Linked DNA regions of Homo sapiens: all the other regions are linked to region 1. A link is a contact called in ENCODE Hi-C or POLR2A ChIA-PET data. All regions are on one chromosome and are shown on one strand. Each heading gives the region's core, a stretch centred on a gene start or an enhancer-like site at or near the end of the contact. The rest is flanking DNA. Distances are from core to core; before and after follow the strand shown. Region 1 holds the start of TAX1BP1-AS1 (TAX1BP1 antisense RNA 1). Region 2 holds the start of NFE2L3 (NFE2 like bZIP transcription factor 3). Region 3 holds the start of LINC02981 (long intergenic non-protein coding RNA 2981). Region 4 overlaps CREB5 (cAMP responsive element binding protein 5).

What was found. A loop is a pair of places that touch in the nucleus more often than their neighbours do. ChIA-PET counts read pairs that join two places held with the same protein, here RNA polymerase II (POLR2A). Pooled maps may share reads with other maps.
Region 2: a pooled map shows a loop between it and region 1 (16-fold over the local background). The contact joins the promoter of NFE2L3 here to the promoter of TAX1BP1-AS1 in region 1. A Hi-C loop is called at or near these places in 1 of 37 single-sample maps with no recorded cell type and 10 of 50 pooled maps. POLR2A ChIA-PET finds 5 or more read pairs at or near these places in 1 of 52 experiments (naive thymus-derived CD4-positive, alpha-beta T cell).
Region 3: a loop to region 1 is called in a map with no recorded cell type, with 13 times the contacts of the local background. The contact joins the promoter of LINC02981 here to the promoter of TAX1BP1-AS1 in region 1. A Hi-C loop is called at or near these places in 4 of 37 single-sample maps with no recorded cell type and 6 of 50 pooled maps.
Region 4: a loop to region 1 is called in a map with no recorded cell type, with 6 times the contacts of the local background. The contact joins the enhancer-like site here to the promoter of TAX1BP1-AS1 in region 1. A Hi-C loop is called at or near these places in 3 of 37 single-sample maps with no recorded cell type and 2 of 50 pooled maps.

What each region holds. Positions count from the first base shown.
Region 1 is chr7:27,737,413-27,743,667 of GRCh38, forward strand. It overlaps TAX1BP1-AS1 (TAX1BP1 antisense RNA 1), which reads right to left and starts at 3,263. Exons shown (of 2, transcript NR_187572.1): 1 at 2,604-3,263. It overlaps TAX1BP1 (Tax1 binding protein 1), which reads left to right and starts at 2,750. Exons shown (of 17, transcript NM_006024.7): 1 at 2,750-2,857. RefSeq lists enhancers at 2,685-3,547, 2,764-3,033, 3,548-4,411 and a silencer at 3,201-3,433.
Region 2 is chr7:26,149,551-26,155,805 of GRCh38, forward strand. It overlaps NFE2L3 (NFE2 like bZIP transcription factor 3), which reads left to right and starts at 2,648. Exons shown (of 4, transcript NM_004289.7): 1 at 2,648-3,518. The coding sequence starts at 2,949. RefSeq lists silencers at 2,437-2,816, 2,837-2,906, 2,917-2,986, 3,097-3,346, 3,357-3,426 and enhancers at 2,608-3,402, 3,403-4,196, 3,547-3,736.
Region 3 is chr7:26,395,335-26,401,589 of GRCh38, forward strand. LINC02981 (long intergenic non-protein coding RNA 2981) reads left to right here and starts at 3,235. Exons shown (of 5, transcript NR_148502.1): 1 at 3,235-3,687. It overlaps SNX10-AS1 (SNX10 antisense RNA 1), which reads right to left and starts at 4,084. Exons shown (of 2, transcript NR_136272.1): 1 at 4,007-4,084. RefSeq lists enhancers at 2,371-3,327, 2,402-2,641 and silencers at 3,112-3,571, 3,662-3,771.
Region 4 is chr7:28,812,233-28,818,487 of GRCh38, forward strand. It overlaps CREB5 (cAMP responsive element binding protein 5), which reads left to right. Exons shown (of 11, transcript NM_182898.4): 10 at 5,839-5,947. Among named protein-coding and RNA genes, the nearest start is that of TRIL, 140 kb to the right of the region's middle. RefSeq lists an enhancer at 3,548-3,727. Within about 2 kb of position 3,304, at least 3 of the 41 ENCODE cell types and tissues checked have a DNase peak (open chromatin) inside an H3K27ac peak, as active enhancers do.

The sequences.
Region 1 (6,255 bases), core at 2,013-4,512:
TGCCTAGAAACTACTTGACACTGTAGTTGCTCCAGAAAAATCATGGGTTACTCACTGATTTACTTTCCAATAATTCTCTCAATATTCACCACTTCGAAATCTAAAAAGCTCTGAAAATTGGCCAGGTGCGGTGGCTCATGCCTGTAATCCCAGAAGGAGAATCACTCGAACCTGGGAGGCAGAGGTTGCAGTGAGCCGAAATCTTGCCACTGCTCTCCAGCCTGGGTGACAGGGAAGAGGGCAGAGACCCCGTCTCAAAAAAAAAAAAAAAAAGAAAAAGCTCTGAAAATCAAATGTTTTCTCAACATTTGGTGGCAAAACCTGTTTGACCTGACTCATTTGTCATTAAAACTTGACCTGAACCCAAGGGCAAAGTGGCAGAACCTGACCTGAAAAACTTGACTTGAGTGAGACTATACATTTCATTTATCTTAGTGTGATATTCATAATTGTTCCGGAAAAAAAAGTTGACTGTGGGTGCTGCCCCAGATAGTGAGGAATGTCACATAAAGCACACCTCTCTAAAGTCTGAAAAATTCTGAATTCTGAAATCCATCTGGCAGAAAGATTTCACTTAAAGGAAGTGAATCCATATCTCTTCTAGCCATAGTCCACTGCCATACAAATAAGAGGCTAACTTTAAGAAATTCAATTAAAGCCGGGTGCGGTCTCTCATGCTTGTAATCCCAGCACTTTGGGAGGCTGAGGCAGGCAGATCACCTGAGGTCAGGAGTTGGAGACCAGCCTGGCCAACATGGAGAAACCCCGTCTCTACTAAAGATATAAAAATTAGCCCAGTGTGGTGGTGTGCGCCTGTAATCCTAGCCACTGGGGAGGCTGAGGCAGGAGAATTGCTTGAATCTGGGAGGTGGAGGTTGCAGTGACCCGAGATCATGCCACTGCACTACACCCTAGGTGACAGAGCGAGACTCTGTCTCAAAAAACAAACAAACAAAAAACCCAAACCCTACTCCCCCAAAACCCAGAAATTCAATTAAATACTAAGAGGGTATCTATTTATCTTGGTGGGAAAAACTTGGTCTAAAAATTAAAGGATCATTATTAAAATGAATGAAGCAAGCTAAAATTCCAGAACAAATACCTTCCTGGGGAAAATAAGGTCTAAAAATTCAAGAAATAATTAAAAATAACAAAGTAAAAATACCTGTGAAAATGTCCTTTGAGACCAGCCTGACCAACACGGCGAAACCTCCTCTCTACTAAAAATACAAAAATTAGCCAGGCGTGGTGGCTGGCTCCTGTAATCCCAGCTACTTGGGAGGCTGAGGCAGGAGAATTGCTTGAACCCGGGAGGCGGAGGTTGCAGTGAGCCGAGATCGCGCCACTGTACTGCAGCCTGAGCAACAAGAGCGAAACTCCGTCCCTCTCAGGGCAAAAAAAAAAGTCTTTCAATTATGGTTTTTATTAAGCATACTGTTTTTCTGATTTCATTAACTGAAAATTAGTGGTAATTAAAAATGTATTACATATAAATAGGAATGTGATTTAAACAAAGAGTGACATCTCTGACAAATTGTGCTTATAAAATTCACTGCTATGTTTACATTTCTTAAGGGACACAGTTATTTCTACTACCAGAAGGTTGCTACCAGTAACGCAAGTGATAACTTATGTTGATTATTCACACCGTTTTCTTCATCCATAAAATAAGGAGACTGGGACTAAATGGCCTATTAAGGTTCTTCTGAAATTCTATGATCAAGTATAATACCCAGCACAAGACCAAGTTCAAAAATGTCAATACACAGGAAACAAATCAGTCTGTAAATATTGAGAACCTATGTTATCAAAGCTAATGTCTTCTGAAATAACTGGAAGTAAAGATGAAAGTATATGAAAGATAATTTTGAATGTTCTGTATTTAGAATGTGCTTCAACATTTAATGCGATCTAATTTACATATCCTTTCTGGTGCTATTGCAAGGTTTGTCAGGGTTTTACGGCAACAGAAGACTATGATGAATTCGAATGGGACACATTTGCTTCTGTGGAGTTACGATTCAAACTGAATGTCCAATATAGGAAGGCAACATATACAACAAGCAAAAGTGATTTTAGAAATAACAGAACGCGGGAGAAAATTCACACACGGAAAATGATACGGATAACAAAAGCAGGTAACTCACAGAAATGCGGCTAGAAAAGAGGCCTCTGCTGGAGCGAGAGCAAATAGAATCAGAGGGCATTAGAACTGAAAAGCTCCTAGGAGCTTTCAGTGAACAAAACTTCATAGCCAAAAAAGCACACGACTGGGCCAGGAGTTCAGAGACAGTCTTGGTGCTCAGGGGTTTGCAGCCCTAGCCGTGTGGTCACTCCCTTGCTTCTCTGGCTATTTCCTTATCTATAAAATGAGTGGGCTAGTTTAGGCCGACTGAGACGCAGACAGGGATACGGTACTGTCCATGGACCTCTGAGCTGCCCTTTCCACATCGCTGGTGAGTTACTTAAACCTCCTGTGTGTTTCCCCCTTTCGTATGTCAAAATAATAACATAAAATCAGAATGTAAATCCAGACGCATTGTTTTGCTGCGATTAAGTTGAACGAAAATAGCAAGGACGAAGTAAGGAGAGAGCCAGCCTACCCGCGGGATGAGGCGTCCCGCGGCGGAGTGGGCTGGGGGCGTGTCGTCGCGGAGGGGAGCGGCGAACCAGGCAGGAGGCGGAAGAGACCGCCCCGTGGGCGGAAGTGACGCAAGGCCTACTGTCGGCTGGGAGGGGAGGTGTAGCCGGTCTTTGGGGGTAGGCGGTAGTGGCGGAAGAGGTTCGGCGGCTGATGGCGGATCAGGATCGGAAGCCTGCGTAACTTTCTCCCTTGATCCGGGAGTCTTTCCACTGGGTAAGGCGCCTCCCCGGTCCACCCCAGCGCCTTGTGCGGGGCGGCCTCCAGCTGCATCTCTTTTAGGGCTCGTGCTACACCCTTCAGCCCCTGTACTGTAGGGGCCTGGCCGGTCTCGGGAGAGGTCTCTGTGGTGACGAGGCTTTCCTTCCCGAAGACAAACCTTCCTTTCCAGACTGCGATTGTGACGGGGGTGTGGGCGACTCGGATCAGCTGTGGAGTTTTGGAATGGCAACGGGTGGCCGCCCCACGCGGTGGGAGGCCCGTGGGACAGGCCTTCGCGATTTGGGGGAGGCGTGTGGGACGGGGGCCCTTTGGCTGGGGACGAGTGACGCTGGCGACCCCCGAAGGAAAAGCTTCTGGTGTCCAAGGCTAAACTCTGGGGTGACTGTTTTGAGGGCAGTGTGGGTTTTACCGGCGCAGTAAGCTGAGAAAACACGTAGGTCGCGTCCGAGAAGGACGCTGGGGTTTGCCTTTGCGGAGAGAAACCCAGCTGTTTTGGTTTGAGTCGCCGGTGGCGAAGGGGGCGGAGACTCCCTGCGCCGCCTACTTTTGAGGGCCGCGGGCGGAGTTGGCGGTTCTGGCTGATGGCCTGCTTCACCTGGAATCCATTCCCCACCCCGCCCCGTTCGCAAGGTGTGGACTAGTCCCGACCGACTTGCACTCCTGGCTTAGGGAATCTGTGGCTAGAGTTTAGCGTGCGCGCGCGCGCGTACACCTTATTAGTAAAAAATTGAGCTTAGCGTGCGTCTGTGTGGGTGTGTGTACACACCTTATTGGTAAAAGTTTTGTTAGAAAACACTGGCATTTGACTTTAGACATACACAGTGTTAGATTTCCGGTTTCACACAGTGGTTATGAATTGCTATTATGTTAGGCTTTAGATGGGAAAATAAATCTTGATTTTTCAGCTGTCTGCATTCTGCTAATGTTAAAATTTCTACGAGCTGTGCACGAACAATTAATAGTTACAAGTTTGGTGCTCAATTCCTAAAGGATTTAAAGAGATCATTTGAATAGAAACTAAAAGTGGGTCGATCGTCCTCAAAGTGCTTTTCGGGTTTAGGGAAGGAGCTTAGGACAGCCTTTCTCTTTCGTTCTGTTCCTTTCAAGGGTAAACTTGAAGGATTGTTTGATGATGCCGACTTCTAATAAGGTTTTATTTATTTTTCAAACTGATTGTTCAACTTCAAAGAACATTGTAGTTTTTGTTTTCTAGTCATCACGTTCTTTTTTTTTTTTTTTCCTTGAGATGGAGTCTTGCTCTGTCTCCCAGGCTGGAGTGCAGTGGCGCGATCGCGGCTCATTGCAACCTCCGCCTCCCAGGTTCAAGCGATTCTCCTGCCTCAGCCTCCTGAGTACCTGGGATTACAGGCGCGCACCACCACACTGAAGGGGTGGGTTGCCCCTCCACACCTGTGGGTGTTTCTCGTTAGGTGGAATGAGAGACTTGGAAAAGAAAAAGACACAAAGTACAGAGAAAGAAATAAGGGGATCCGGGGAACCAGCGTTCAGCATATGGAGGATCCCGCCAGCCTCTGAGTTCCCTTAGTATTTATTGATCATTTGTGGGTGTTTCTCCGAGAGGGGGCTATGTCAGGGTCACAAGACAATAGTGGGGAGAGGGTCAGCAGACAAACACGTGAACAAAGGTCTTTGCATCATAGACAAGGTAAAGAATCAAGTGCTGTGCTTTTAGATATGCATACACATAAACATCTCAATGCTTTACAAAGCAGTATTGCTGCCCACATGTCCCACCTCCAGCCCTAAGGCGGTTTTTCCCTATCTCAGTAGATGGAACGTACAATCGGGTTTTATACTGAGACATTCCATGCCCAGGGACGGGCAGGAGACAGATGCCTTCCTCTTGTCTCAACTGCAAGAGGCATGCCTTCCTCTTATACTAATCCTCCTCAGCACAGACCCTTTACGGATGTCGGGCTGGGGGATGGTCAGGTCTTTCCCTTCCCACGAGGCCATATTTCAGACTATCACATGGGGAGAAACCTTGGACAATACCTGGCTTTCCTAGGCAGAGGTCCCTGCAGGCTTCCACAGTTTTTGTGTCCCTGGGTACTTGAGATTAGGGAGTGGTGATGACTCTTAAGGAGCATGCTGCCTTCAAGCATCTGTTTAACAGAGCACATCTTGCACAACCCTTAATCCGTTTAACCGTGAGTTTGACACAGCACATGTTTCAGAGAGCACGGGGTTGGTGGTAAGGTCATAGATTAACAGAATCTCAAGGCAGAATAATTTTTCTTAGTACAGAACAAAATGGAGTCTCCTATGTCTACTTCTTTCTACACAGACACAGTAACAGTCTGATCTCTCTTGCTTTTCCCCACACATACCCGGCAAATTTTTGTATTTTTAGTAGAGACGAGGTTTCTCCATGTTGGTCAGGCTAGTGTCGAACTCCTGACCTCTTGATCCGCCTGCCTCGGCCTTCCAAAGTGCTGGGATTACAGGTGTGAGCCACCGCACCCAGCCCATCACGTTCTTAAATTGTAGACCGCTGTTTATAGTTCTCACTGCAGCCATGTTTGTAGAATTAACCAGCAAATACCTTTTCCATAACAAAAGTAAAATTTTGGAATTCAAAGTTTCAACCTTTTTAATAATGTTAAAATAATCATGAAAGATCCTAATGATGCTCCTTGTATACTTCTTTTGGGGACTTTGTTGTATTCTTTTGGAATGGATATGTTAAATCTGGGCTTTATGCATTTCTGTCTTTTTAAAGCTTATTTTGTCCCAAATAAACCTTTAGAAGAAGATAAAAATGTCCTCTACCCTAATATGTGTGGGCCAATATCATAGCATTTTAGAAACCAACTTATAAAAATCTAAAAAGTAAATAAAAGTGGTGCGGGTGATACCTGGGCGGAATGTCTTGGCACTCAGGTGTAAAGGATTCTGGAAATAGGGATGTCTGCAAGGGTGCAAATTAATAGACTGGGGCTTTTGCTGTTGCCTCCTAGAAAAATTGCTGATTACATTTTTTGGGAGCAGAGGTCTGTTGAGAGTTGTTAGTCTTTCTTTTTTTGAGCCACAGTGTGAATAATTGGAAACTATTTGAATGCTGGACATTTTTTCCTTTCATATGTTTGTGTGTCCTATCGGATTAAAGTTTGGAGATAATTCTAAAGGTTTTTTAGCTGAAGATGTGAAAAACTTTCAGTAACTCTATCAACCATTACCTGAATTACAACACTTCTAAGGGTACAAAGCGTTCATATTCTAAAATGCAGTGTTTCTGCTACAGTGGGTCATATGTGGAGTGTTACTAATCTGTTTCATTTCTTTATTTGCTTTGGTTTTACTATTACAGAAATTTTCAAACATACACAAAGGAGAATGAACAGTAAAATGAACCGACACTTTACTAATCT
Region 2 (6,255 bases), core at 1,398-3,897, 1.6 Mb before region 1:
CTTTGAAGAATCAACTTTAAAAAAATTTTTTCAATTTGTTGCAAGTCAGCACTTTTGTCAAATAAAATAGAAATTCATTTCTAGAAAAATGAAATTACAAAGGCATTTAAAAAACCCAAAACCTCAGCTCATCTGTTGATGTTGTAATGATGTCAAATTGCTATAAAAATTTCTTTAGGCCAGGCATGGTGGCTCACACCTGTAATTGCAGCAGTTAGGGAGGCTGAGGCAGGAGGATCGCTTGAGCCCAGGAGTTCAAGACAGGCCTGGGCAACACAGCAAGACTCCATCTCTACAAAAAAAAATTTTTTTTTCTTTAAATTCTCAATTCTATTACTTATCTCATTTGGATCAGAAGCAAATAGTTTACACATGAGCATCAGTTTCAGGTCAACCTTTGAGTAGCACTGATTTCAGGATTTTATGAATGCAGATGACTTTTCAAGGCTTTTACAAGACAATGGTTTGGACTTTTCACTTGGCTATTCCTAGATGGAGGATTCTAGAAATAAACCTAAAGAGAAGTTTTTCCTTCTAATTTCATTCCATTCTCCCCATGCTCCTAAAAGTGGGACTTTTTATTGTGAGTAAAGTCAAGGGTATGTAGGATTGTCTCCTGGTTAACACTTTCCTGCAAGGTCTTTTAGGTACCCTTGTTCTTCCCACCAGTCAAGAGCCAGAGTTAAGCCATGCTTTTGAAGTGTATAGTCTGAAAGATATTTAACACTATGATTACCAATTCACATTGTAAAATGGTGAGGGGTTAGCCCACTTCCCAACAAATGTTAGAAGTTTGTATGTGCTTCCTGTTCCCAGTCTATTCAGATTTCTCAAAATACATCTCAAGTGTAACCTCCTCAATTCAACTAATATTTTTTTTGAGCATCAACTGTGTGTAAGATTCTGGAGGGCACCGCCTTGAAGAAGGCACCGCCTCTACTCTCAATAGTTTTAGAGCTCCCTATATAAACCTTGAAGTAATTTACATCTAAGTATTTTGGCAATTGAGTACATTATTTCTCTTGTTTCTTAGTGTCTCACAAATTTTTATCTCATCTCCCTAGTAAAACCATAAGCTTACGGAAGGAAAGAACTCCGTTTCATATCCTTCATGCCTCCAGCACAGCCTCAGGCAGTTAGTAGGTTCTCAGTAAAAAGCTGAAGGCAGCATTTACTAAGCTGAGACTCTAAATCCGCTGTTCAAAGACTAAATGCTGTGAACGGGGTCTTGATAACCTGGCAATCACCTTTCTTCATCCTCTTTGCCACCCCAACCCATCTTCCAAGGCTTAACACAGAGGAAGCAACTTTCCTCTGCTCCCCTGTTTCTGCTCCCCTGGTCCCCATTCTTTTCTCTTCTTACTACACTAGCCCAGGAGAGAGATGAGAAAGCCAGGTGGAGGGAGGGGCCTTTTAAAACAAGTCTTGCTCAACTTTTTACACAACTGCCCATTCTCAGTTGGGCATCCCCTCCTGTCCCCTTTTCTTCCAAGGAAGGGAGCTAAGGTTAGTAAAACCTACCCTTGCAAGGCCCAGTGCTGGGTACTGTGCATGGACAAAGGTGAACCAAACAGGTTCCTTGTCCTCAAGAATTTACAATGGGCAAATCAGACCGATTCTCATCTACAACACAGAGTTGAATGGGCCAACTGTTACAATGTTGGCAAACGGAGAAATCACGGTGCAACAGATGGGGGAGAGATTAATGCCAACTGGTGAAAATTCAGAGGATGTAGCTTTGGAGCTAAGCCTTGAGGGTGAGTAACACAAACAATGGGTAGCAGGGAGCACTTCCTACCCATGCAGTGCTGTGGTCGGTGGTTTACATGCATTATCTCATTTGGGGCTCACAAAAGGTCTGCTGGGGAGGTGCTATTATTAGTCTCATTTTACAGTGAGAAAACTGAGGCACAGAGAAAAGGAGAGATTTGTCCAAGGTCGCCCCTCAAGTGGAGGGGGGACTTGAACTCACTCAGGGTAACTGTAGAGCTGGTGCTGTCAACCCTCAAGGAAACAACGGATAAGGAGCAAAGGATACCGAGAGGAGGTCTAGCACTATGCAGAGCACGCCCAGAGAAGAGAGAGGGGTCTGTGAGGCTGGGACTGGGGTGTGCGGAGTGGTGGGATGACTGATCCCAATGGCAACGGTGGAATTTATATGTGAAACTCCGAACTTTACACGAAATATTTCATCTGACCTCAACACATCCCTGTTTGACAGGCTCTATGATCCCCATTTTACAGATAGCGGAACTGAGACAGAGAGGTTACTCTTGCCCACTCTGCCCGCCAAGTGTCCTCACGTTGGGGTGGAAGCCCGTTGCAAGCTGCCAGGCCCCTCGTAGCTGCCCAGTCACTCTCCGCCCAGTCTACACATCCTGTCCCTTCCCACCCAGCTACCCACCACCTAGCCCTCCACCCCAACTCCCGCCCTTGGCTTTCAGCAAGGATGGCCCAGCTCACGGCCACAGGGTGGCAAGGGGCCACTTGGTGCCCAGAACAACTTCTGCTCCCAGAAAGCCTTGCGTTCCCCGGACATAAAGAGGCTTTGAGCTCGGGGAGCCCCGCCCCGTGCGGCCCCTCCCACGGGCGCGGGCCCCGGGCGGCAGGGGGCGTGTTCCTGTCGGCTGCGCCCGCGGCCGGGGGCGGAGCTTGGCCACCGCGCCGGGCTGCGGGCGGCTGGGCGAACGGGCTCGGCGCTCAGGTGGCTCCTTCTTCGCTTCTCCCGATCCCCGGCGGTGCCAGGCACGGTGCCGGCTGCCGAGGGAACGCCTTTGTGCCCGGTGCTGGGAACCCGCGACGGCCGCCACGCGCCCCGGTCCATTGTTTCGCTTATCTGGGTTCCAGGCAGGTGCGGGCGGCGCGCGGGGTCCGCACGTGTCACCCCGGCGGCTGGGGCGCCGGGACCCGCGGGCGCCGGCAGGGGCGTTCCCGGGCGCGCGGCGGCGATGAAGCACCTGAAGCGGTGGTGGTCGGCCGGCGGCGGCCTCCTGCACCTCACCCTCCTGCTGAGCTTGGCGGGGCTCCGCGTAGACCTAGATCTTTACCTGCTGCTGCCGCCGCCCACCCTGCTGCAGGACGAGCTGCTGTTCCTGGGCGGCCCGGCCAGCTCCGCCTACGCGCTCAGCCCCTTCTCGGCCTCGGGAGGGTGGGGGCGCGCGGGCCACTTGCACCCCAAGGGCCGGGAGCTGGACCCTGCCGCGCCGCCCGAGGGCCAGCTGCTCCGGGAGGTGCGCGCGCTCGGGGTCCCCTTCGTCCCTCGCACCAGCGTGGATGCATGGCTGGTGCACAGCGTGGCTGCCGGGAGCGCGGACGAGGCCCACGGGCTGCTCGGCGCCGCCGCCGCCTCGTCCACCGGAGGAGCCGGCGCCAGCGTGGACGGCGGCAGCCAGGCTGTGCAGGGGGGCGGCGGGGACCCCCGAGCGGCTCGGAGTGGCCCCTTGGACGCCGGGGAAGAGGAGAAGGCACCCGCGGAACCGACGGCTCAGGTGCCGGACGCTGGCGGATGTGCGAGCGAGGTAGGTGCAGAGCGGGAAGCGAGCGAAGTGCGGCGTCTACGCCGCCGGGAGCCCCCGAGGCTTGTGTCGGATCTGAGCAGGGGCCACTCTCGCTGTGTCCTGGCACCCTTAGCCCCTGGTCTTTGCAGGTTCGCAGATGCTGCTGCTCTGATTCCGAATGAAGGGCTACTAGTGCTGTCGCTGTGGTTTTTAGGTGTTTAAGGAAGAAGTGGACGAAATCATCCGTTTGGTTATAGAGAATACCTTTCCTTGTGTGTGATGGCTGGCAAGAGTAGTTCGGGGATGGGGAGGGGAGAAGCAATGCCCACTGTCTTCGCTCAGTACCTCATGTACACTGGGGTGTCGTTCTCTGGGACCCGTGCCCGACCTGGACGATGTGAAGGAGGCCGTGACCTCTGGGAGGATGCATGTTTTTAAGAACGACTCTCCCGGCCTAACGCAAGGACCTTCGCCCTGTTTTCAGCCCAATTGCTGTTCGTTTTTGCTGCTTCCCTGGATTAAGGAGCCATGGTCAGGGTCTATTCAGAGGCCAGCCGGCAGGCGGTCCCCCTGTGACCTAACCATCCCCTGCACCTAGCAATCCTCCTTCCTGGAATTTGTGTAACCTCTTATTAGCATAACGAAAACAGGTACCTTGGCAGTCACTTAGTGACTAACAAGTTCCCTTTGGTTTATGGGTCCAAACCCTTCTCTGGCTTAACTTCTTTCTGAAACCAAGTTTACCAAGATCTGTTGCTTGAAACATCTGGTGCTCCCCATGGAACGTTTGAGTTCAGTCTAATGACACTTTAACACCAGTTTCCACAAAACCACTTTACCCAAAGTTCCTTCCAGGGGACTTTTAAAATTCTGTCTTGGCTCAAACTTTAGTGTTTGCAACTGGTAACGATCAACCAGTGGTGATCAACTAATGTTCTTCGGGTGTTGTTTTTGTGGGGCGCATTCTTATGCAAAATGGGAATTGGGGCTAAACTGGTTTGTTTGTTGCTCTTCAGAATTGCCGTTTGTGTAGGCTGTTGCCAGACAAGCTTCTCCACCCTCCTGGAGGGGTCATTGTGTGGAAGTGCTCGGTGATTCACTGTTATGCTGATCTGAGCCCTTCCTCTTCCTGGGGACCGGAACCAATGGGGTGGGGGCCAGTGAGAGTCTTGGAGGGATCCTTCTGTGTTCAGGATATACTGTGGGAGGTTCTTCCCCACTCACTCATCCAATCTGGACCCCATGGGGTCTGTCTCACCTAAATGCTCTGCCCTCTAATAAGTGAGTACTTGTGCACTACCACCATTCCTGGTTCTGTAACACAGAGTTGAAACCTAGTGCTGGATGCTGTACCAGATGGCACTCTGCCACCCACACCCGAATGCCAACCTGTGTGCAAAGTGCACAGGGACCTGGAGGGAGAAGAGAGGAAGCTGTTCAGTCCTCGGAAACTTCCCTCCCGGCATCACCTGGGAGACAAAGTGGCCTTCCCTTGGCTGTTTTTTTGTTTGTTTTGTTTTAAAGACAGGGTCTTGCTCTGTTGCCCAGGCTGGAGTGCAAAGGTGCAATGACGACTCACTGCAGCCTCAACCTCCCCGGCTCCAGCAATCCTTCCACTTCAGTCTCCCAGGTAGCTAGGAGAACTGGCGTGCACCACCATACTGGCTGATTTTTTGTAGAGACAGGTCTCGCTATGTTGCCTAGGCTGGTCTCGAACTCCTTGGCTCAAGTACCCATCCCATCTCAGCCTCCCAAAGTGCTGGGTTTACAGGCATGAGCCACCATGGGTGGCCTAGACTGGCAGGCCTGCCTTGGAGGCATTTTTTGAGCCTAGGCCAGCCAAACCACTGTGGAGGCTCTGAATCCAGCTTTCCTAGGGGAGAGAGTGAAGTTCCCCGAGAACCATTCTCCTGGCAGTGCCTTCCTGGCTGGGCTGGCATGTGTGCACCATGTTCACTGCTGGGATGACCTGGTTACATTCAATCTGGCAAAAATCAGCTGTCCAGCTCCTTACAGTTGTCACGGCCAGTTCACTTTTGTTGCCTTTTACATCAACCTTGTGTGGTGCACTGGCCAGGCACCCTTATATACAATTTGTACTTAAGAAAAATAGGGCTGAGTGCGGTGGCTCACACCTGTTATCCCAGCACTTTGGGAGGCTGAGGCAGGCAGATCACTTGAGGTCAGGAGTTCGAGACCAGACTGGGCAACATGGTGAACCCCATCTTTACTAAAAATACAAAAATTACTTGGGCGTGATTACACATGCCCGTAGTCCCAGCTACTCGGGAGGCTGAGGCACGAGAATCACTTGAATCTGGGCGGCGGAGGTTGCAGTGAGCCGAGATTGTGCCACTGAACTCCAGCCTGGGTGACAGAGTGAGACTCTGTCTCAAAAAGAAAAAAAATGAAGAAGAAGAAGAAAACTAGAAGCCTAGGTTAGGGATTTGGCTAAAGCCACATGTCAGTGCCAAAAGAGAGACCAGAGCCTGAGTCTCTTGACTCTCAGACTGGCACATTAATTAAGTACCTACACGGTACTCAAGCTCTTGGGACATCTAGGACGTCTCAGTGCATCTGGGATGGGGTGACTCAGCCTTCCACTGCCCAGGCTAATCACTCTCCAGTGCTAGATTGTGCCATTCATAATGAAGAGGTTGCAATTTGGAACCATGACTTTGGGGAGAAAATGGGCTGGAAAAACAACACTGGTCTTTGCGGTCAGCTAGACCTGGGTTTGGGAGTATCACCTGCTAGT
Region 3 (6,255 bases), core at 1,985-4,484, 1.3 Mb before region 1:
GGAGGCCGAGGCAGGAGAATTCCTTGAACCAGGGAAGCAGAGGTTCCAGTGAGCTGAGATGGTGCCACTGCACTCCAGCTTGGCCTGGGCAACAGAGTAAGACTCCATCTCAAAAAAAAAAAAAAAAAAAGAAAGAAAAGAAAAGTTGCTGATACTTTTAGTGCCTACTCAATAGCCATCCTCCCTTATTCCTTATTCCTTGGGAGCTGCCCTGTCCAGATTCTAGAGAAAAAATAAAAAAGTTTCTAAGCCACTAAGCTTTGGGATAGTTTGGCTGCAGAAATTGATGACTGGGAAACGGACTAAAATTCAGCTTTTGTTTTGGCATTGCCTGTCCTGTCAATTCCCTGCTCTCCTGCACCGCTCCCCTTACCCTCAAAATAATTCAAGACTAAATCCTGATTAGTTATCAATTCTGATAATCTTGCCTCTCTTGCCAGTGGTAGTTTAGAGATAGTCACGTGCCCTGGTTCTGGCCAATGAGAAAAGATCTGAGGGATCTTTGGTATAATTTCTCCACTCTTAAAAAATTTGAGAACAGTCAACTTTTTTGGCTGGCCTTTGCCATGTCTTAAAGTGATGCCTGGAACTATGGCAGCCATTTTGAGACCTTGAGGAGAACTAGCTAAGGACAAGGTCAGCAAGCTGAGGATGGCAGAATTTCAGAAAGACGAGAAAAACTTGACAACATTAAACATTTTTGACCCACTAAATTAACCAAACTTAGCATCTGCTACCTTGGTACTTCCTACATGAGATACTACATTTTCTTCATTTTTAAAGCTACTACAGACAGGTTTTCTATTACTGAAATCAAAGTTATCCTAAGAAAAACAAGCAGCGTATGAAGCTTTATTTTATCACATCTGACAGAACAGCTCAGCCTTAAGTTGGGAGTAAGATTTATACAATTCTGCTGATAATATTTATTACTCATTTTAATTGTTTGCATGGTAATATTGAAGCCCCCCAACTGTTAGGAAATGTGCATTATTTTAACAATACTGGGTATCAGTAAATAAAATATGCTAAATATTGCTGAAAATAAACACTAAGTAACTCAATTTGTGTCATTATATGTGAGGAATGGGAAAAGCTTCTTGGAAGAGGTGATATTTAATCTGGACTTGGAAAGATCGGTGATATTTGAACAGTTGGACATGAAGTTCAAGGGCATTCTAGAGAATGTCATGGGAGAGGAAATGCAATAGCATGATTTGGGGATGTACTGTAGTAGACAAATAAGGCTGGAGCTGGGTTAGGTGCAGATTGTGGAGGGTCTTAAATGTCTTGCTAAGGGAGTGTGGAGTGCCTTTCCTCAGCAGTGGGGAACAGAGATATTTGAGTTAGTTACTGTGTATTGATTCCAGATAAACGAATAAAGCATATAGTATGTATATATTTTTTATAGTTTTTTTGGTATATTTTCATGAAAAGTGTGTATGATTTTAGTGAAACCATAAAAATCCATTTTCATTCCAATTTAGATTCTGTTTTAAAGTAGTTGCCAAGGAAACTAGTAAGTGACTGGTTATGCCCGATTTTCCCTAAGTTCAAAATTAGATGCAAATTCTTCAAAGAGACTACTTGAAGGCCAGTAAACATTTCAAAGGCAGTCAAGCTCAGACGCCTGGGTGTGTGGGTGCAGGAGGGTTAGAAGGGGGGTTCTGATGTTCCTGGAGGGAAGAGATGCCTTGCCTGTGTAGGCAAAGAGCTACTTTGAGGGAAAAAAGCTGAATGAGTTAGAGGTGAGTGCCCAGGAAGAGAAGCTGGAAGTGAGAGGTTCCACTGAAGTGCCTAGAAACAGACACTCTTTAATGGAGACAAGACCAAATTTCTGGAGTTTTCCTTTGTTTACATCTTTTTATCTTGTCTCGTTTCAAAAAGGAGTTAACTTTAAATATGTCCCTGAATAAACACGAGGCAGCATGACTCCATCGCAGGTAGAGATAGGACTAAAACATGATTCTCCTAAACTTTAACCCTGGAGTTAGCTCACTTAATCCTGTAAATCTCTGCAAAGACTAACTTTGTTCCCTGGCTCCTCCGTGGTTGCCAGGTGGTGGATATACATTCTACAACAGAAGAAACTGGAATCGCTAGAGGTGTCTTTTTTTAGGGCAAGGAAGCATTTCCCAGAAAACCCCAACAGATGTCCCCTGGCTTGGCCTTGGCCAGGACTGGTCACATGCTCTTTTCTAAGCCAGTGCCTGGGCAAGGGAAGGGGTTGGTCATAACGGATTTAGACTACTTAGGATTTACTTCTGGGCCAAGGAGAGGGAGGGGGTGAGGGAGGGGGTGAGGGAGGGGGTGAGGGAGGGGGTGAGGGTGGGGGCGGGGGGCTGGCCCGGCCTAAGATGGCTGGGGGTGATGCGTTCGGGGGACAAAGGAGTGCTGGACAGTTGTGTGAGCTGTAAGAAGGACCCGGAAAATACTGCAGAGTGATTGAGAGTGTAGAGGGGCCTGGGTTCTCACCTGTGCTCCCTCCCACCTTAGCTGGGTTATGCTGGGAACCTTTCAAGGCTTTGCTAAGCCTGGGTTTCCAGGAGTGCAATAAGATCGCTGTGATAAACATGTAGGTAAAGCAGTTGGCATAGTACCTTGCGTAGAATAGTCCTCAGCATATGTTTACTACTGTCGTTGTTGCTATTAATAAAAGTGACCTAGCTCCTCTCCTCGAGAAGTTCACAAGGGGCCCAAATGTGACAGGGGGAGCTATCAGAAGGCGGGAGGTGACTTCTTGCCAGGGAGCAAGCCAGGGCAAGAAGAGAGGCGCCGTGAAGCCTGCGTTCCCTCCCGCACGCGGCTTGCCTCGGTGGCCACACGGGGAGCTCAGCAAGGCCCAGGGTTCGGGAGGCGGGTCCTGCACAGCGACGCAGCCTTGTCCCGGTGGCCGCAGGCCTGGGGAGCAGGGCGCAGCACACCCGCCGCCCGCTTGCAGGCGAGACGAGAGCGGGGCGCCGGGATGCTGGCGTCCAATTTAACCACCAGGGCGCACGGGACGGAGGCCGGGGGTCCCGCTTTTCCGTCAGAGTTCGCGGTCACGAGTGGAACCCACTGAGCACTCTAGTTTCCTGGTATTTTCATGGCAGTAATTGGATGACAGAGTCAAGAGGCAGGGCCTGCGCCGACACTGACTAGCAACGCGCGGCCTCTGAGCCGCGCCCGGCCGCCCACCCCTTCCTCCTCCAGCACCGGGCCGGCTCCCCCTCCCGGCCCGGCTCGGCGGCTGGGGGGTGGGCGGAGCCGCGGCCGGGCAGTTCATTATGTTGGACAGGGCGCGTCTGCGCCTCCGGCCGCCGCGGCTCCCGGGGCCTCCGCCTGCAGCCGGCGGCGGAACGAGGGCAGGCGGCTGAGACAGGCGAGCTATTTGCATTCCCCGGCAGTCATTTTTATATGCGGAGGTAATGAAGTTGTCAGCGGCGCCCCGAGTGTGGCAGAGCCTGATATTCAAATCGCCCTGCCCGCTCCGCCTGCTCCCGCCCGCTGGTCCCGGGAGCCCCAGGCTGCGCGCGCCCGCACCGCATCGCCGCTTTGCCCCGCGACCGCGCGCGCCTCCTCGTCCTCCCCCGCGCCTTTGTTTCCGTCTCCTTCTCCTTTCCCTCCTCTTTTGTGTCGGGCCAGACTCAGCCCCAGAAACCAGCCACCCTGCCGCGTCCGACTGCCAGGGATCCCTCACGCCGCGAGGTGAGCTGGTCGCAGGTGTGGGGAAGTTCGCGGGTGCAGCTAGGCCGCCGCCCTCGCGCTCGACGCCACGCCCGCCTCCTCTTTCCTTCCCCAGGGGCCCCTTGCCCTCCCTTCACCTCCGTCTCCAAGAAAGATGACCTAGTACTGCCATTACCGTTTGGGCCTAGAGGAGTTTTCGTTCCTCTTTCCGAATGCATATTTGTGGTCATTTTTTATGATTGCAGAAACCCAACACACAGCTATTCTGTCAGGCTGCCGAGAAAAGGCTGTTCGGCAGTTGCAGCCCTGGTGAGGCAATGAGGAGGAAAGGTGGACGCACCTGCCTGGAGTGGTTGAAGGAAGGCAGTGAACATCCACGCTCCTGGGGTTGGTTTTCCTGAACCTCTGTAGCTGTGCTGCTCACTGGGGCAGCCACTGACCACAAGAGGCTGCCGAGGGCTTGCAGTGTGGCCAGGCCAGACCAGGATGTTCTCCAAGTGGGAAATACACACCCCATTGTAAAGAAGACTGTATGGAAAAAAGAATGTGAACTGGCTCATTCATCATTTAAAAACATTGATTGCATATTGAAATGATAATATTTTGGGTATATGGGGTGAAATAAAGTATCATGAATTAAATCTTTTTTTAAAAATGTGGCCACAAAGAACATTTAAATTTACACATGTGGTTCACATTATATCTCTGTGGGATCGCACTTAAGACCCAACCCCACCCATCCTCTAACTCTGCCCTCTCAGCTTGCTCTACAGGTACTTTGGAACAGGGCAGGGATGGAGGGAAGGTCCTTGTATCTTAGGGATCAAATGCCCAGGAAAATAATTAGGAGGTGTTTGGGATTATGCTGAAAACCCTGACAACACTGAATAGCAGATGTCTCTTTCTTTTCCCTTTGTTCACTGTAAAGAAAAACTTACACTCCCCCACAGCCATGCCACAATTCCATGGACCAACCATTCATGTGTGAAGGTGGGCCTCTAGGAGTGTTTTGTGCCTTTTAGGAGTTATTTGTGGCACACTAAACTTGCTGACATGCCATTTAGAAAAGTGAATACTGTGTACGCACTGTAACAACTATTCCATAAGTATTTTTGGTGTACACTGTTCCTCAGCACTCACAGGCTTCGGAGTAGGGGCTCCCGGAGTATGCATTGACACGATGCGCTGCAAATGATCCGGGCGTGGGGAAGTCCCCGAGTGTGCATTGATTCCACACACGGCCACGGCTCCTACAGGGCTTTTATGGTGCAGCTCGCCAATGATCCGTGTGTTAAAGACTCCCCAAATACACATTGACACGATAGACTGGAGTTGTTTGGGTCTATCGTGGCAATGATCCGGGGATAATGGCAGTGTCTTATACAATTTCACTGAGATTGGAGTGCTCATGGTCCTAATGGCAGAACCGGAACTGCCCCAGTTAAGTCCCACCATGGCGCCCAGTAAAGGGTGTGTGGGTCTTTGACCTTCTGCTTCATGACACTGTGGCATTGCTAATTTTACTGATATTTTAACTAACATAATTGAGTTAGCATTTTTTTCCCCCTGAAAATTCATTTTTGTAATTCAACACCTGAATTAGGGAGTCCATCTAGTGATGGTTTCATTTGGTTAATCATAAGCTAAAGACCTAGGAAAGGTCATTCTTAAACCTAAAGTGTTTTGGGAAAAATAATCGTGGGAGATGCATATGAGCTTGAGACAGAGTTAATATGGAATAAATAACCTCAGTCCTGAGAAAACCTAGTTGGCTAGGCTGAAATAGACAAGATGAGAAGGTGGGAAGAAGATGTTTTTAAAAATAATGAAAGTAACATATTCAATAAAAATAATTCAAACACTGTAGAAGTGTATGAAATAAAAAACAGAATCCTCCCACTCCTTCCTTCCTTCTTTCTATACCATTCACTGTTACAAGCACTATTAATATTTTTGTATATTCTTCCAGTAACTTAAAAACACATGCAAATATATACAGTCATGCATCTCTTAATGATGGGAATATGTTCTGAGAAATGCATCGTTAGGCGATTTCATCATTGCACGAATATCAGAGAATGTACTTATACAAACCTAGATGGTGTAGCCTACTACCCACCTAGGCTATATGGTATAGCCTATTGCTCCTAGGCTACAAACCTGTACAGCATGGTACTGTAACAGAATACTGAAGGCAATTGGCCAGGCACTGTGGCTCACGCCTGTAAATCCCTGCACTTTGGGAGGCCAAGGCTGGCCTTCAAGACCAGCCTGGCTAACATGGTGAAACCCTGTTTTTACTAAAAACCCCAAAATTAGCTGGGCTTGATGGCATACACGTGTAGTTCCAGCTACTCAGGAGGCTGAAGCAGGAGAATCACTTGAATCTGGGAGGTAAAGTTTGCAGTGAGCAGAGATCATGCCACTGCACTCCAGCCTGGGCAACACAGCAAGACTCCATCTCAAAAAAAAAAAAACAACACTGTAGGCAACTGTAACACAATGGTGAGTACTTATGTATCTAAATGTAGAAAAGGTACAGCAAAAATACAGTATAAATGGTAAAAAAAGAAAAAATACAACTGTATA
Region 4 (6,255 bases), core at 2,054-4,553, 1.1 Mb after region 1:
TTTAACTAAAATGAGTCTTTGCAGAATTCCTTCAGGGTATTGACTGTGATCCTAATGCATGCAAACATGGAAGGATCATAGCAGAGAGCCAGGAAAGTAAAGATGTCCACAGACTTTGAGGCCAGAGGTGTTCGTGACTTGGCATATGCGTATTTATGATTGCTTTTACAGAACATACAAGGTAAATTTACCCTTCGCTAGACCCTAATGCACTGATTTTTTTTCACATTTCTTTAGAGCCAAATGGCTAAGGAAAAAAAGAAACTAGAACTCTAGCTCCCAAAACCAGAAAAAAAGATCCTACTGAGTTCATGTAACAGGCACCAATATCTTTTGGTAGTTAAAACAGTACCCAAAAAAGGGACAGTCTCTGAACAGACTAAATTGTTGATATTTTCCAACCACTGCTTTGCCTTGGAGGGACAGAAGCCACAACCACCCAGTGTTCTCTGTGAAGCTGAGTGTCCTGCATCAGGCCCCGGGATGCTGGAGAGGATGCTGCAGATTCCGCTACCTTTGAATGACCCTTTCCCTCTCACTGGACCTTTGTCAAAAGAAAAAGGTGTCTCTCTTGAGGCTGGACCAGTGAGCCAAATTTTAAGTAAACAGAAATGGAAGGTGCTAAGCAAACAAACTCCAGCCAAATGGAATATCCAAGGTCTGGATGGCCAGCTGCCACTTTTGAGTTGTTTTCCAGCGTAGAACCCTCTAGTTAGGCTGCAGCATTTCAGATTGGAAAAACCAGACCTAAGAAAACAAAATCAAACTCCCAGACTTCATTTCCTAGTCTCACAACACATCTCTGCCCAAGAGGTCAAAAAAGGTATAGGAATTGGGGAAAATATTAGAAACCACCTAATCTGACATTTTGTGGAGAAAGAAACTGAGGTTAGGGAAATGGGGGGTCTTCCCTAATGTCACACAACAAGTAGGTGGCAGAATGAGGACTCAGGGAAGTCTCCTGTTGACCTAACCCACTTCTTTGTGATCTTCTATTTTAGAAACTCCGTAAGCCAAAGAAATCCATGTTCTTTTTTCTGATACCAAGGGACTAAGATCAGCTCTAAATTCATCGACTGCTGATGTGGTACTCAGTAGAACGTCTGTGTTCAGTAGAGGATATGGAAATCATCTGGTCACCCATGGAAATAATTGCTTTTCTTTTTTAGTGCAAAGACACATGGTCTAAGTTGCTGCTGAAATTTTGGACACATGAGCCCAGGTCTGGGACTTGGCAAGCGAATAGGCCAGATGGGAACTGTTGCTTGACAAATTGAAAGTTCTTTGTTTCAGAGTGAACCAAACCTGGTCTCAGCTAATCTACCAAAACAAAAAAGCTGGGGGAGGGTATATTGTAGAGCCCATTTTGATAATTATTTTTTTGGCACAAACTACTGCTTACACCAAAAAGCATTGTGGATTTATCATATAAATAATGACATCCCCAAAGCTGAACACTGCAAATGTAGCTATTAGGGACTTGTTGGAGTGCTTGCTGAAAGTATGTTTTTGTAGTATTGAATATCTCTGTGGCGTGCTGCTTCATCCCAAGGCAAACTATGGGTTTAAAAATAGATCAGTCCAACTGGATCTTACAGTCGCTAAACAGCTAACTGCTTTAGAGGAGCAAACTCAAATTCGTTTAGAAAAATGAAAAAATGAAGAGTTGATTTCCACCAGACAATCAATACATATTATTAATACCTTGTATTTACAAAATACTTTTATATTAAGACCTAAAACTCTGATTATAACCTTCATAGGGGAATACAAAATGGTGATTTTCCTCAATTTATAAAGCAAGGTAATTCAGAGTAAGAAAATGCCTCCAGAAGGCCTGGTTTTTATTTCCCTACTAGACTTCCAGGCCACATTTGATTTCTTGTATGCATTTTGAAACATTTGCTATCTGGTTGTTCTCTTCCAAAATGAATTCAAGGTGATTCCACTTACGTTCCCTTGAAAAGCGTTTTTACTTAAAATATAGTCTAGTATTTGTGCATTTCCTACACTAATCAGTCTTTCACTATGGAATCCTTAAGATGATTATGCATGTGCACAGCACACAATTCATTCTTCTTTCTCTAGGATAGTGATTCTTGACCTTTCTTAAGCCAAAGGCCCCTTATGAAATATAATGAAGGCTCCGTAGATGCTCTCTCAGTAATATGGACACATAAATGGACATAGAAAATTTTGCTCTAAAATGAAACTATAAATGTTGCTTTGGAATCTGCCCTACTAAGATTTAGAAGCATAAGAGGTGCTAGAACTGGCTCCCTTATGAAAGATAAGACCTGAATTATAAGCATATTTGAGCATATTGAAAGTAGCTAAGTAATGAATAAAAGTCAAGATGGACTCTTTCATTGGATAATTGGGTAATTTGCTTTCTCAATAGAAGGTGACACAGAATTGCTTGTAGAATAAAAAAAAATTCTTTCTGGAAGGAACTTTCTGGAAGTAGTTCAACCATCGTGTTTTATACTTGGTTGGCATGGCAGCTTGGGAACTCAAACCCTATTATTCTCAACTCTCAAGTGAGAGTTCCTTTTCCTACTGGATGCTGCCCCATGAATTTCTATGGCTTATGTGGTTATTAGGCCTTTATTTAGTCCTTGCAGCATCATAGTTATATGTATATGGATAAACAAGAAGCTGATTGCCCTTCTCTACTGAGGACATTAATTGGTGTTCATTTTCCCACAATAACATGGCTAAATAAGTATTAACATGTTACATTAAGAAATATGTCCTGCCAGGCACAGTGGCTCATGCCTGTAATCCCAGCACTTGGGGAGGCTGAGGCTGGAGAATCACTTGAGGCCAGGAGTTCAAGAGCAGCCTGGGCAAAATAGCTACACCCCATCTTTGCAAAACATTTTTTAAAATTAGGTGGGCATTGTGGCACATGTCTCTAGTCCCTGCTACTCAGAAGGCTGAGGTGGGAGGATTGCTTGAGCCCAGGAGGTAGAGGCTGCAGTGAACTATGATGGTGCCACTGTAGTCCAGCCTGGACGACATAGCAAGACCCTGTCTCTATAACAATAAAAAAGAAAAAAAGAATATGTTCATATTCACATATATCTTTAAATGATGGTCAGTTGTCTCAATATTCTCAGGGTTCTGCATTTTTACAGATCCTCACAACACTCAGGCCTTTGGTCTCTGTACTTACAACATATTGCTTTATTAATAAAGTGTTTTGCTGTTCATAGACTAAATGCCACCAAAGTCATATACTTTGTATGGGGTTTTGGTGATAGGCCAGGGCACCACATGTGCTGACTAGTGCTCTTTTTATAGTAAAACAGACTTATGAAAGCAAAAATTTATTGTGAAACTGTTTGGGGCATGCCAAATATCATAGGCAGTTAGCTCTTTGCTAACTGTAGAAACCCAGAGAATAGAATTGAGTGTTTTCTTAGGGAAGGGGCAATGAACACTTTGTGCCTGGGAGATCGAATGCTGCCAAGAAAGGGTTTCATTGCCCAGGACATAGTGGGGGAAGAAATGGAGACTAAATTCAACCTCTCCAAGATGGCCACAGGCAGGGGTGTTTTTTCTTCCAAAAGTATAAGAAAGCAAGAGAACCCAGTTTTGTTTTTAATACTTTTCTTGTTTGTTTTCTAGGTAGAAAAGTGTGGATTCACTAGAAATTAGAACTTGATTCCATTTTCTAAGATCCATTGTCTACATTATCTGCAGCTGAGAGCTTCTACTCAGGGGGCAAGGTGTCTAGCAGTTTCGATTTCAGAAAAGTGTTATTTCTGTAGTCTAAATGCAAATAATATGACATTTCCTTCTGAAGCAAATATATACGCACACACACACACACACACACACACACACATAAACACATCTCTGTTTCCTTTCTTGGTTTTTGTTTGGTTGTTTTTTTTTAACCAGAGATTGCCTTCATTTGATGGTCTAGAAGTGACTTTCTTTTATATGTGCTATTTTGAGCAGAAGGAGAACTGAGAAAAAGAAGGAAGGCCATCTGAATTTAGATAGGTGTAAAGTCAAAGAGGAAGAAGTTAGTGTTTAAGGCTAAAATAAATTGTCCTGTAAGTTATCCCACTGACCTTGGAATTGACAGGGTCACTTTTGGTTTCCACAGAGCCCCTTATCAATCACATTCATTTGGAGTTGGGAGGTACAATTTGCCTTCTTGTATGTTCTGAGATGTAAGAGCAATTTTCTTGTTTGATTAAGTGATTTATTCATCATTAAGGCTAATTTCCCAAATAGTCATTTTTATTTTGTAAAAATAAAGTTTGGAAGAGAAAGGGAATGAGATGAGATTTGTAGATGAGATTTTTATTATTTTGTCATTGTTTTATTTTATTATTTTTGTTATTAATGTTACTCAATATGTGGTTGCTTATAATTTATTTCACCAAGAAATTTAGAAATGGGAGATATTCCTTAAAACAGATTTCAATTTTTTTTAGCGCAACTTCTAGAATCCCAAACATACTTTCCTAGGTGATAAATACATGGCTGAAAAGCCAAGTTCATATTGAAAGTGTAGGTACAACTTAATGACAGCAATGTTAATCGTCCTTTTCGGTGTGCATGCATTTTTTAAGTCTCCTACATGTGAGGTATAATGCCTGGCAGCCACAAATAAACCTTGACCAAAGAGAGGATATTATTGATCACAATTTTTAAGTGGCTTATTCAAGATAGTGCTACATTTACGTTCACTTTTATCAAGTGGAAGCATCTCGGAGCTACCATCTATTTTATGTTTATATTTGTAGACAATGGGTGCCAAGTTCATTATTCTACAAAGCTATGAGCATGCCTTTGTGAATTAATATTAACAGATAAAGTAGAGATCCGAGGCACTTACATGAGTAAATAAGAAGAAAACCCCACACCATCCACAATATCCTGATATTGAGGGGGGAAAGAGTATTTTATAGACCGAAATTGACCAAATAATCAATGAACTCAATCAAATTAATTCAATCATGGCCCAAAACTTCATTGCCTCCTTGCCACCCTGAGCTGACATCATCCACCTGCAGCTGACCAACATGTGTACTGTATGCTTCCATACCTCCTGCTCAGTGGGCATCAGGCAGGTAGATGTGCTCTGCTCAACAGTATCCCATGAACAGTAATTGAGTAGGAGATGGTGGGGAGAGCAGGGATTCATGACTGAAGGTCAATTTATTTTCAGATATTCTTTTTAGATTGAGCAACACAGACTTCTTTTGGAAAATCTGATGGTAGATGAGTCAGCTTATTCTGATTGCATTTCAGGTGGAAGCCACAAATCCTACCACATAATTCTGCCCAATGTGCGCCTCATATTCACATTCTCAATTGGATGTAAACCTGAGCTTGTGAAGGTTACAATAGTTAAATGTATTAAGTCCTTATTATGTGCTGGGTATTGTTCTGTTTCCCATCTATTACTGTATTTAATCCTCATAGTAACACAAATAATGTACTCTTCTTATCCCCATCTTATAACGAGGTTGCTGGAGCTCAGCTGGGTTATGTAATCTACCTAGGGTCACACAGTCAGTGTGGAGTAAGGATTCTCACCTGGCTTCGGTTCCCATCACCTAAGGGTGTGGTCTAGCCTTTTAATAAGGTTCAGCTCTTGAGTTAAAACCTAAGCTCTGCAGAAAGCCCCTGGGAAATGTGAGGGCCAAATTAAAGGTAAGCTACAAACTTTCAGGTGAACCACATTAAATAATATTCTTAATGTCATTTAGACATAATGGAAGAGTTTGCCAGTTTTGTTGTTGAAAGTGCACAGGGCTGTGGGTTTGTATCCTCTGGTCTTCTCAACATGGTTTTAATACATATCTCTTTTAGAATGAAGTGTCTATGTTGAAAAATGAGGTGGCCCAGCTGAAACAGTTGTTGTTAACACATAAAGACTGCCCAATAACAGCCATGCAGAAAGAATCACAAGGATATCTAAGTAAGTCGCCGACTTTTTCACTTTTCTTTAGTGTCCAATATTTTTTGCCACTAAGTTTGCACTGAATTTGATTGAAAGAGCAAAAGTAAAGTGTAGATTGTACTTCCAGGCAGATATACAAGAATTCTTGAGTGGCTTCCAGACTATTCTTCCAAGGGGATCCCTTTTTTCTGACCCCTGTGCAACACCATGCCCACCACCTCCTGATAATTTCTGGCCACTCCTTCCCTAGCATTTCAAAGTATCAAAAGAAATACCAAATTCCAATTTTGCAGCCAGTAAGAAAAGAGCCAGCTGAAGCCCAAGTA